Linked DNA regions of Homo sapiens: region 2 is linked to region 1. The links are chromatin loops, found by intact Hi-C in ENCODE. Cell type or tissue: B cell. All regions are shown on one strand.

The links. Hi-C counts contacts between places; a loop is a spot of excess contacts. Peaks named below come from ENCODE experiments on the same cell type or tissue, not always from the same donor. Only the 100,000 strongest peaks of a DNase experiment are listed, where the experiment ranks them.
Region 2: it touches region 1 in a loop (26-fold over the local background); 2 of 110 quality-filtered maps call a loop at or near these places.

The regions. Positions count from the first base shown.
Region 1 is chr19:45,521,170-45,526,169 of GRCh38, reverse strand. VASP (vasodilator stimulated phosphoprotein) reads right to left here. Exons shown (of 13, transcript NM_003370.4): 4 at 4,764-4,848; 5 at 3,953-4,002; 6 at 3,589-3,830; 7 at 3,352-3,452; 8 at 2,475-2,526; 9 at 2,293-2,329; 10 at 2,028-2,073; 11 at 1,510-1,600; 12 at 167-224; 13 at 1-30. It overlaps LOC107985315 (a long non-coding RNA gene), which reads left to right and starts at 1,857. Exons shown (of 2, transcript XR_001753959.1): 1 at 1,857-1,893; 2 at 4,927-5,000. RefSeq lists a silencer at 2,300-2,419 and an enhancer at 3,075-3,627. In B cell, CTCF peaks have their summits at 2,126 and 2,331 (motif pointing left); a DNase peak (open chromatin) is centred at 2,309; H3K27ac peaks cover 1,019 bases.
Region 2 is chr19:45,796,771-45,801,770 of GRCh38, reverse strand. RSPH6A (radial spoke head 6 homolog A) reads left to right here. Exons shown (of 6, transcript NM_030785.4): 5 at 1,208-1,325. Among named protein-coding and RNA genes, the nearest start is that of DMWD, 6.4 kb to the right of the region's middle. RefSeq lists an enhancer at 25-886. In B cell, CTCF peaks have their summits at 2,351 and 2,550 (motif pointing right); a DNase peak (open chromatin) is centred at 2,540; H3K27me3 peaks cover 1,209 bases.

The sequences.
Region 1 (5,000 bases):
AACCCCGCTTCCTCAGCTCCTGGACGAAGGCTGGAAGGAAACAAGGAGCAGAGGTCAGGGGCAGAGTCTCTGCCTCCTCCCTTCCAAAACAGGGCTCTTGCCCAGGGACATGATGCCTCCAAAATAAGTAAATGTTTAAGAACAAAACCAAAGCAAACCACCTCACCTTCAATGATTTCCTCTTTCACTTTCTGCAATTCCTTCTTCACCTCTTCCAGAAGCTCCTAAAATTAATGGGGTAAAACTAATCAGGAGGGGGTACCGGGACTTGCAGGAATGAATCCCCCTTCTTTTATTTTTTGAGAAGGAACCTTGCTCTGTTGCCCAGGCTAGGGTGCAATGGCATGATCACAGCTCATTGCAGCCTCAACTTCCCAGGCTCAGGTAATCCTCCTGCCTTAGCCTCCCAAGTAGCTGGGACCACAGTCACCTGCCGCCACAATCAGGTAACTTTTTCTTTTTCTTTTTTTTTTTGAAACAGAGTCTCCCTGTCACCCAGACTGCAGTGCAGTGGCCCAATCTCGGCTGACTGCAATCTCTGGCTCCCGGGTTCAAGCGATTCTCCTGCCTCAGCCGCCCAAATAACTGGATTACAGGTGCCCCCCACAAGGCCCAGCTAATTTTTGTATTTTTAGTAGAGACAGGGTTTCGCCATGTTGGCCAGGCTGGTCTCGAACTTTTGACTTCACGTGATCCGTCCCCATCAGCCTTCCAAACTGCTGGGATTATGGCTGTGAGCCACCATTCCCAGCCTAATTTTTGTATTTTTAGTAGCGATGGGTTTCACCATGTTGGCCAGGCTGGTCTTGAACCCCTGACCTCAGGTGATCCACCCACCTCGGCCTCCCAAAGTGCTGGGATTACAGGCATGAGCCACCGCACCTGGCCTTCTCAGGTAACTTTTAAAAGTTATTTTTAGAGATGGGGGTCTCCCGATGTTGCCCCAGGCTGGTCTCAAACTCCTGGCCTCAAGCAATGCTCCCACCTCAGCCTCGCAATGTGCTGAAATTACACACATGAGCCACCGTGCCCTGCCAGAGTCCCCTCTTTCTTGTTGATGGAAAAGCCAGGGGTAGTAGGTTTGAGACCTACCCCTACATCGACACCATGACATCGCTGTCAAGGTCGCAGAGTGACTGGAGGATTCTAGGGGAGAATTCTGGATCCTTGGAGCCGGAAAAGTACTGGAGAACATCCAGTACCAAGGTTGGCAAGCGCATTCCAGCCTCCTGCCAACTCCAATTGGTGATGGACAGCTGGGTCAATGTGCGGAAAGAATTCAAGGCACTCATCTGGAATGAGCGCGGTGATAGATTAATAATGTCTGTCACAGGTGCCAGAAAAGGGGGTGTGGAGTCTCGGTCATCCTTGACCCAATCCAGTTTCTCCATTTGTCAGATTGGAAACCTGAGGTTTCTGAGATGTTATCTAGGATCATACGGCATGCCAGTGGCAGGGGCCAGACCTAGATCTCTCTTGCTGTGGTCCCCAACTTCCCCCCCAAGTTACCTGTTTCACCCTCTGTAGGTCCGAGTAATCACTGGAGCTGGGCGTGCAGGGTTGGGTCTCGGAAGTGGTCACCGAAGAAGACGACTTCATCCTGGGGGAGTTGGTGTGGTTTGGGACAGCAATGAGATTAGAGAGAGGACCTGCTTCCCCGCCTCCTATTCCAGGGGTCACATTGAGCTCTGCCTTATAAATTGGGCAAGTCCAAGTATTTTTGGGGCCCCAGTTTTTTTTTTTTTTGGTTTTGGTTTGTTGTGTTTTGTTTTGAGACAGTCACATTCTATTTCTCAGGCTGGAGTGCAGGCATGATGATGGCTCGCTGAGGCCTCAACTTCCTGGGCTCAAGTAATCCTCCCACCTCAGCCTCCTGAGTAGCTGGGACCACAGGTAAGTGCTACCACGCCTGGCTAATTTTTGTAGAGATGGGGTGTCGCCATGTTGCCCAGGCTGGTCTTGACCTCCTGGGCTCAAGCGATCTGCCCGCCTTTACCTCCCCAAGGGCCCCAGGACCGATGGCCTACCTTGGCAAGGTTGTGCTGTTCTTCTCCCAGGGTCTCCGCACAGATTCTGGGGATAGGCAAGAAATCAGAAAGATCAGGGACAAAAGACTGCCCCCCAATCAATCTTACTCCCCCAACCTCATCAGCCCCTGATCAAAGCCCCATCTCAGGAGACTACAATCCCCAGCACCATTCGCCCTGACTCTCCTATAAGGGTGCTTAACATGTGAGAACAGAGTATTCTGGGATTTGTAGTTCCTGTGGCTGGACTGGGCACTCTACTCACCACTCTGGGCCGGGACTCTGGCCTCTGGCTCCTCCTGCTGGTAGGAAATAAAACTGCCATGAGCCAGCCCCTGCCACACCTCTGCCCATTTCCTCTTTCAGGTTCAAACCCCACACATCCCACTATCCCTACCCTCATGGTACGGCCTAAGAGATGTAGGGCAAGAAGAGTCCCTGACTTACATTGGCAGATTCATCCTTGGGGGTTTTCTCCCCAACTTGCGTGGCTTTCCTTCTGCAGGAGAGAAAAGCAAAAACACGTGCTTCCGTCACCCAACCCATCCCCTTCTGAGGGGAGTTCTAGAAATGTAGATCCTAGCGCATAGAATTCTGGAACTCCGAAAACCTAAGGAAACTCTAGTTTTAGAAATTCAAGAGATTGTGCTGGGCGCAGTGGCCTGTAATGCCAACACTTTGAGAGGCTGAAGCAGGTGGATCTCTTGAGGTCAAGAGTTCAAGACCAGCCTGGCCAACATGGTGAAATCCTGTGTCTACTAAAAATACAAAAATTAGCCGGGTGTGGTGACTCATGCCTGTAATCCCGGCTACTTAGGAGGCTGAGGCAGAAGAACTGCCTGAACCCAGGAGGCGGAGGTTGCAGTGGACCGAGATCATACCACTGCACTCCAGCCTGGGTGACAGAGCAAGACTCCATCTCAAAAAAAAAAAAAAAAAAAAAAAAAAAAAATTCAAGAGATTGTGGTTCTAGAATCAGGGTGGAGGAGGTTCTATGATTCTTATATTAGGGAACAGTAAGATTCCGAGGGTGGAGCGGTGCTGTGTTGGAACACTGAGATTGCAGGAACCTGAGTTCCCAGAATTCTGAGGCAGGATCTCCTACGGTTCTAGAATTCTGGGTTTTAGAACATCTACAGGCTACCTAGGTGGTTGCAAGCCTCAGGCATTTCATGACAAACCCCACCATTATATCCCAAACCTGGTTATCAAAGGGGGAACATTCACCAAAAGAAACAAACTAAACAGGAATTGGAGCCCTCCTCTGACTGGGCCCTACTGAACTGGAACTCCAGGTGACTTGGGGGTCCAGGCTCAGGCTCACCTCCGGGCCAGCATGGCGTTCATCTCTTCCATGAGTCCCCCACCTCCGCTTCGACCACTCTCAGCTTTGGGGGCTGTGGGCCCCCCTGAGGCCTCCTCCTGCTGGAGAAATTTAAAAGGGGCAGGAGCTTTAGGGGCAGGCCTTTTGGCCTTCCAGCCCAATGACACCGCCGGCAGCCCTGGCCTCATCCCCCATAAAAGCCCTGTTGCCCCCTGCCCACCTCTCCCGGCCCCTCACCTTGCTGACTTTCCTGAGTTTGGCTCCAGCAATAGCTGCGGCCAGGCCTGGGGCCCCAGCTCCCCCACCACCAGGGCCCTGTGCTGCCGGGAGAGGGGGTGCAGGGGGTGGTCCTCCCCCTGCTCCGTGCGCTGCAGCTGGGACCCCCGAAGGGGGCAAACCTGGGGGTGGGGGGGGACCTGGAGGAGGGGGAGGTCCTGGTGGTGGGGGTGGACCCCCAGCGGGGGGAGCAGGTGGGCCTCCTGAAACAAACACAGAAAAGGGGGCAGCTGAGAGAGAGAAGCCTCATTCTTCACTGTCCAGCTGGCTGGCCACTTCCTCCAGGGAGGCCCCCTCCCAACTCCCGAAGCTATCTGAGCATCACCTGCATTGGAGACCCGGCGCTCTATGTGCTCCGACGGGCCGGGCTGCTGCCTGTGGGGGGAGGCGAGAGAGCTGCCGTCAATCAGGGCCCTAAGGATGGCCAGCGAAGGGGCCAGCGACCTCCGTCCTCTCTCTCAGAGGTCTCCAGGGTGGCTGGCTCCTAATACTCACCCAAGCCTTCCTCCCCTAGGGAACCAAGAAGGGGGCTGGGTGAGAGTAGGGGGAATGGAGGGCAGGGCAGCGACAGGGAGAGATCAGGATGCGAGATCCCAGTCACTAAACTGTCAGGAACACCGAATTACAAAATGCCCAAGATTCTTTCTTTTCTTTTTTTTTTTTTGAGACTCTGTCACCCAGGCTGGAGTGCAGTGGCTCGATCTTGGCTCACTGCAACCTCTGCCTCCCGGGTTCAAGCGATTCTCCTGCCTCGGCCTGCCGAGCTGGGATTACAGGCACGGGCGCCACCATGACCGGCTAATTTTTGTTATCTTCAGTAGAGACGGGATTTCGCCATGTTGGCCAGGCTGGTCTCAAACTCCTGACCTCAGGCGATCTGCCCGCCTCGGCCTCCCAGAGTGCTGGGATTACAGGCGTGAGCCACCACGCCCAGCCACAAGATTCTTTCAACCACCATATTCTGATTTCCAGGAATCTGCAGGGACCAGGAGGTTCTGCAACTCTGAGTGTCAGAAGTTTCTTGAACATTCTGAAAACTGCAAGTTGGCTGGGTTCTGAACTCTAGGAGTCAAGGGTTCCAGAACATATGGAACTCTGGCAGCGGCTAAGGTTCCCCACCCAGGGCCCAGCCCCACCTTTTCTGCTGCTCCACCTCCTCCGGGGAGGGGCCGTTCGGGACCGACCAGGTGGGAAGTGCTGGGGGTGGAGGGGGCCCACCTCCTGAAAGGTGAGAGAGAAAGGGCCATGGATCAGTCCCAGAACTCTGCTCAGCTCTTGGCGCTTCCCTTGCTCTCCCAGGCCTCCCAGGAATCCTGCCCAGAGGCGCTCACTTCCTCCTTCCAGAGGCCCTGAGGCTCCAGGCCCAGGAGGAC
Region 2 (5,000 bases), 280 kb before region 1:
GTTGTTGTTTTGAGATGGAGTCCAGCTCTGTCACCCAGGCTAGGGTGTAGTGGTGCAATCTTGGCTCACTGCAACCTCAACCTCTCGGGTTCCTGCAATTCTCCCGTCTCAGCCTCCTGAGTAGCTGGATTGCAGGCGTGTGCCACCACGCCCAGATAACTTTTGTATTTTTAGTGGAGATGGGGTTTCACCATGTTGGCCAGGCTGATCTCGAACTCCTGGCCTCAAGTGATCCACCTTACTCGGCCTCCCAAAGTGCTGGGATTACAGGCAGGAGCCACTGTGCCCAACCTGGAGCTGGATTTTGGATGAATGGACAGGAATTTTTTAAGGTTGGGGCCTCAGGCACCCGGAGGGAAGTGGAGAGAGAGGCTAGGAGTGGGCCAGGGGACAGGTCCTGGATTTGAAGCCAGATCCTGCCAGCCTGTGCCCTTCCCTCTGCACCCTGGTCCAAACCGATGACCAACTCGGGAGTGGAATCACAGTGGCTTCCCAGTCTGGAGGCCCTGCTGGGCGCCAGGCACTGCAGCAGGTGTGCTGCAGACCTTGTCACCAGGCTTCACTGCCACCCTGCAACAAAGGCCAGATGAGTCTCCCCATTTCCTGGGTGCAGCCACTGAGGCTCAGACAGGTGAACTGGCTTCCTGGGGCCACATAGAGAAAGAGTGGTCCAGGCCAGGCGAGGTGGCTCACGCCTGTAATCCCAGCACTTTGGGGGGCTGAGGCGGGTGGATCACCTGAGGTCAGGAGTTCGAGACCAGCTTGGCCAACATGGTGAAACCCTGTCTCTACTAAAAATACAAAAATTAGCCGGGCGTGGTGGTGCATGCCTGTAATCCCAGCTACTCGGGAGGTTGAGGAAGGAGAGTCGTTTGAACCTGGGAGGCAGAGGTTGCAGTGAGTCGAGCTCACACCACTGCACTGCAGCCTGAGTGACAAAGCGACGAGACTCTGTCTCCAAAAAAAAAAAAAAGAGAGCGAGAGAGAGAGAGAGAGTGTGTGTGTGTGTGTGTGTGTGTGTGTGTGTGTGTGTGTGTGTGGTCTGCAGCGAGGGTTCAAACACCGCAGCCCGAGCTGTTGGTGGCTATAGTTCCCCTCATGCCCCTCCAGGCCTCCCTCACTGCTGCCTTCCTTCCTTCAGGGTGCAGTGCAGGGCCTGGGGGCCTCCCTGACCCTGCTGCCCCCCTCTGCTGCCTCTCCACCACAGAAATCATGCACCTGGCACCCTGGACCACCCGCCTGTCCTGCAGCCTCTGCCCGCAGTACTCAGTGGCCGTTGTGCGCTCCAACCTCTGGCCCGGGGCCTATGCCTATGCCAGTGGCAAGTAGGTCTTCCCCCAGCCCCTCCCAGCAGGAGAATCTCTCAGGACTTCTTCAAGCCTGGTTGGGCTGGGCAACTCGCCAGGGTGGGCAGAGATGGGGAGGGCCCCCTTCAGGAAGCCCCAAGGACTAATGCCCTCATAGCTCCTAGGAGTTTCACCAGGGCTAAAGTGGGAAATACCAGCCCACTAGGATGGGTCTTGGTGATGAGTCATGATGAGAGCAAGGAGAATAAGAGAGTGGGAGGGACTGGCTATGGTCACACAGCACTTGCAGGATACGAACCTGGATCTCCAGCCCCCTGATGACAGCAGCAGAATCCCTCTCTGGAGGAGCTAACTCCGTCCCTGGGGTCCCCTGGACAGTTCTTCTTGTTTGTGGTTTTGTTTTGTTTTGTTTGAGATGGAGTCTCGCTCTGTCACCCAGGCTGGGCAACAGTGCAGTAGTGCGATCTCAGCTCACTGAAACTTCCGCCTCCCAGGTTCAAGTGATTCTCCTCCCTCAGCCTCCCTAGTAGCTGGGACTACAGATGCATGCCACCATGCCTGGCTAATTTTTGTATTTTTAGTGGAGACAAGATTTCACCATGTTGGCCAGGCTGGTCTCAGACTCCTGACCTCGAGTGATCTGCCCGCCTTGGCCTCCCAAAGTGCTAGGATTACAGGCATGAGCCACCGCACCCGGCCTGTTCTTCCAGTTGGAAGGCTTTTCTCTCTATGGGGCAGAAACCTTCCCTCCCACCACCAGTTGTTCCAAAAAGAATGGCAAGCTTGGGCCAGGTGCACTGGCTCATGCCTGTAATCCCAGCACTCTGGGTTGCCAAGGTGGGAGGATTGCTTGAGCCCAGGAGCTTGAGACCAGCGAGAGGAACACAGTAAGACACTATCTGTACAAAAAAAAAAATTAAAAAAATTTTTAAAATCAGCCCGGCATGATGGCACGGACTACAGAGTCCCAGCTACTTAGGGGGCTGAGGCAGAAGGATTGCTTGAGCCCAGGAGATCGAGGTTGCAGTGAGCTGTGATTGCACCACTGCACTCCAGTCTGGGCAACAGAGCAAGACCTTGTCTCAAAAAACAAACAAGAATGGCAAGCCAAAGTCACTCCTACATCCTCCCACCCAGCTACACACTCCCCACAGTCCTTCAGCCTTCCCCCGCAGGCACCTGGCAGCCCTCTGCCCTGCTGCGTGACAGGGGGTTTGCCGCTGGAGGTGGGCGCACCTACCAGCTTTGTCCACCAGATGGCATGATGATTTTTCCTAGAATTTCGTTTTTAATCTCAATGTGAACTGGGACTGTATTCGCTCCTGTATGAATCACAGCCGTGGTGGGATTGCATGTAATCTGGATACTTTAACACATTCCTGGCATTTATTTTTTCCTTCTCTGGAAGCTGGGAAGAGGCACGTTTGCTTTTGCCAACTCCCTTCTTCAGGCTATACCCTGATATGCCAACATTCCTCTGAAAGCAAATGATACAAACTTGAGGCTCCACTTGTCCATCCATCCTCTGCCCCCACCCACCCAACGCTCTTCTGTCCCCCACCCAATCTGTGTCCACCCATTGTTCCATTGTTTTTGTTTTTCTTTTCTTTCTTTTTTTTTTTTTTGAGATAGAGTCTCGCTCTGTTGCCCAGGCTGGAGTGCAGTGGCGCGATCTCGGCTCACTGCAACCTCCGCCTCCCGGGTTCATGCCATTCTCCTGCCTCAGCTTCCCAAGTAGCTGGGACTACAGGTGCTCGCCACCATGCCCAGCTAATTTTTTTGTATTTTTAGTAAAGACGGGGTTTCACCGTGTTAGCCAGGATGGTCTCAATCTCCTGACCTCATGATCCGCCCACCTCGGCCTCCCAAAGGGCTGGGATTACAGGCGTGAGCCACCGCGCCTGGCCTTTTTTTTTTTTTTTTTGAGATAGGGTCTCTCTCTGTCACCCAGGCTGGAGTGCAGTGGCGTGATCACGGTTCACTGCAGCCTCCACCTCCTGGCCTCAAGCAATCCTCCCACCTCAGCCTCCCAACATACTAGGATTACAGACGTGAGCCACTGTGCCTGGCCTCATTTTTAAATTTTTTCTTTTTTCTTTTTTTTTGAGATGGAGTCTTATTTTGTTGCCTAGGCTGGAGTTTAGTGGTGCGATCTCAACTCACTGCATCCTCCGCCTCCCAGGTTCAAGCCGTCCTCCTGCCTCAGCCCCCCTAGTAGCTGGGATTACAGGCATGCACTACCGTGCCCAGCTAATTTTTGTATTTTTAGTAGAGATGGGGTTTCACCATGTTGGCCAGGCTGGTCTCGAACTCCTGACCAGGTGATCCACCCACCTCAGCCTCTCAAAGTGCAGGGATTACAGGCGTGGGCCACCATGCTTGGCTCTCTCTGCCTCTTTATCAGTCTCTGTCTCCCTCTCTCCCTACCTCTTAGTCCCCTCCCTTTCCTCCCATCTATTCCTCTTCCTTCTCTAGTTAAAATTCTGCAGAAAGGCTGAATTCGCTGGGTTATGCCTGGGCACTTACCTCCTTGTTCATTATCAGTCTCCTCTTAGCAGAATGTAGGCACAACCCAGGGATTTTTTTTTTATTTTTTGAAATGGAGTCTCGCTGTGTCGCCCAGGCTGGAGTACAGTGGTGTGATCTCAGCTCACTGCAACCTTCACCTCTTGGGTTCAAGTGATTCTTATGCCCCAGCCTCCTGAGTAGCTGGGACTACAGGCGCCCACTACCACGCCCAGCTAATTTTTGTATTTTTTGTAGAGATGTGGTTTCACCAGGGTGGTCTCGAGCCCCTGACCTCAGTTGATCCTCCTACCTCGGCCTCCTAAAGTGCTGGGATTACAGGCCTGAACCACCGCACCTGGCAGGGAGTTTTGTCTAGTTTGTTTACTGCTGTGTCCCCAGCACCTAGACAATTTTATTTATGTCCCACATGATATGTTGGACATAAATAAAGTGTCACAATATAAATAAATTGATATCCAACATAAAATTATGTCTCACATAAATAAAATATGAGCCACATATATAATTTAATTTTTTTTGTTATTTTTAGTTACTTATTTCTTTTTTTTTTTTTTGAGACAGAGTCTCACTCTGTCACCCAGGCTGGAGTGCAGTGGCGCGATCTTGGCTCACTGCAAGCTCCGCCTCCCAGGGTTCACGCCATTCTCCTGCCTCAGCCTCCCCAGCAGCTGGGACTACAGGCGCCTGCCACCACGCCCCACTGATTTTGTTTTTGTATTTTTAGTAGAGACGGGGTTTCACCGTGTTAGCTAGGCTGGTCTCGATCTCCTGACCTTGTGATCCGCCCGCCTCGGCCTCCCAAAGTGCTGGGATTGCAGGCGTGAGCCACTGCGTCCAGCCTAGTTACTTATTTCTTGATTTATTTTGAGATACGTTCTCACTCTGTCACTCAGGCTGGAGTGCAGTGGCATGATCACAACTTACTGCAGCCTCAAACTCCTGGGCTCCGGCAATCCTCCCCCCTCAGCCTCCCCAGTAGCTGGAACCACAGGTACGTGCTACTGCAACTGGCTAATTTTTAAACTTTGGGAGGTGGAGGCGGCAGATCACTTGATGTCAGGAGTTCAAGACCAGCCTGGCCAACATGATGAAACCCCCTCTCTACTAAAAATACAAAAATTAGGCCAGGCATGGTGGCTCATGCCTGTGATCCCAGCACTTTGG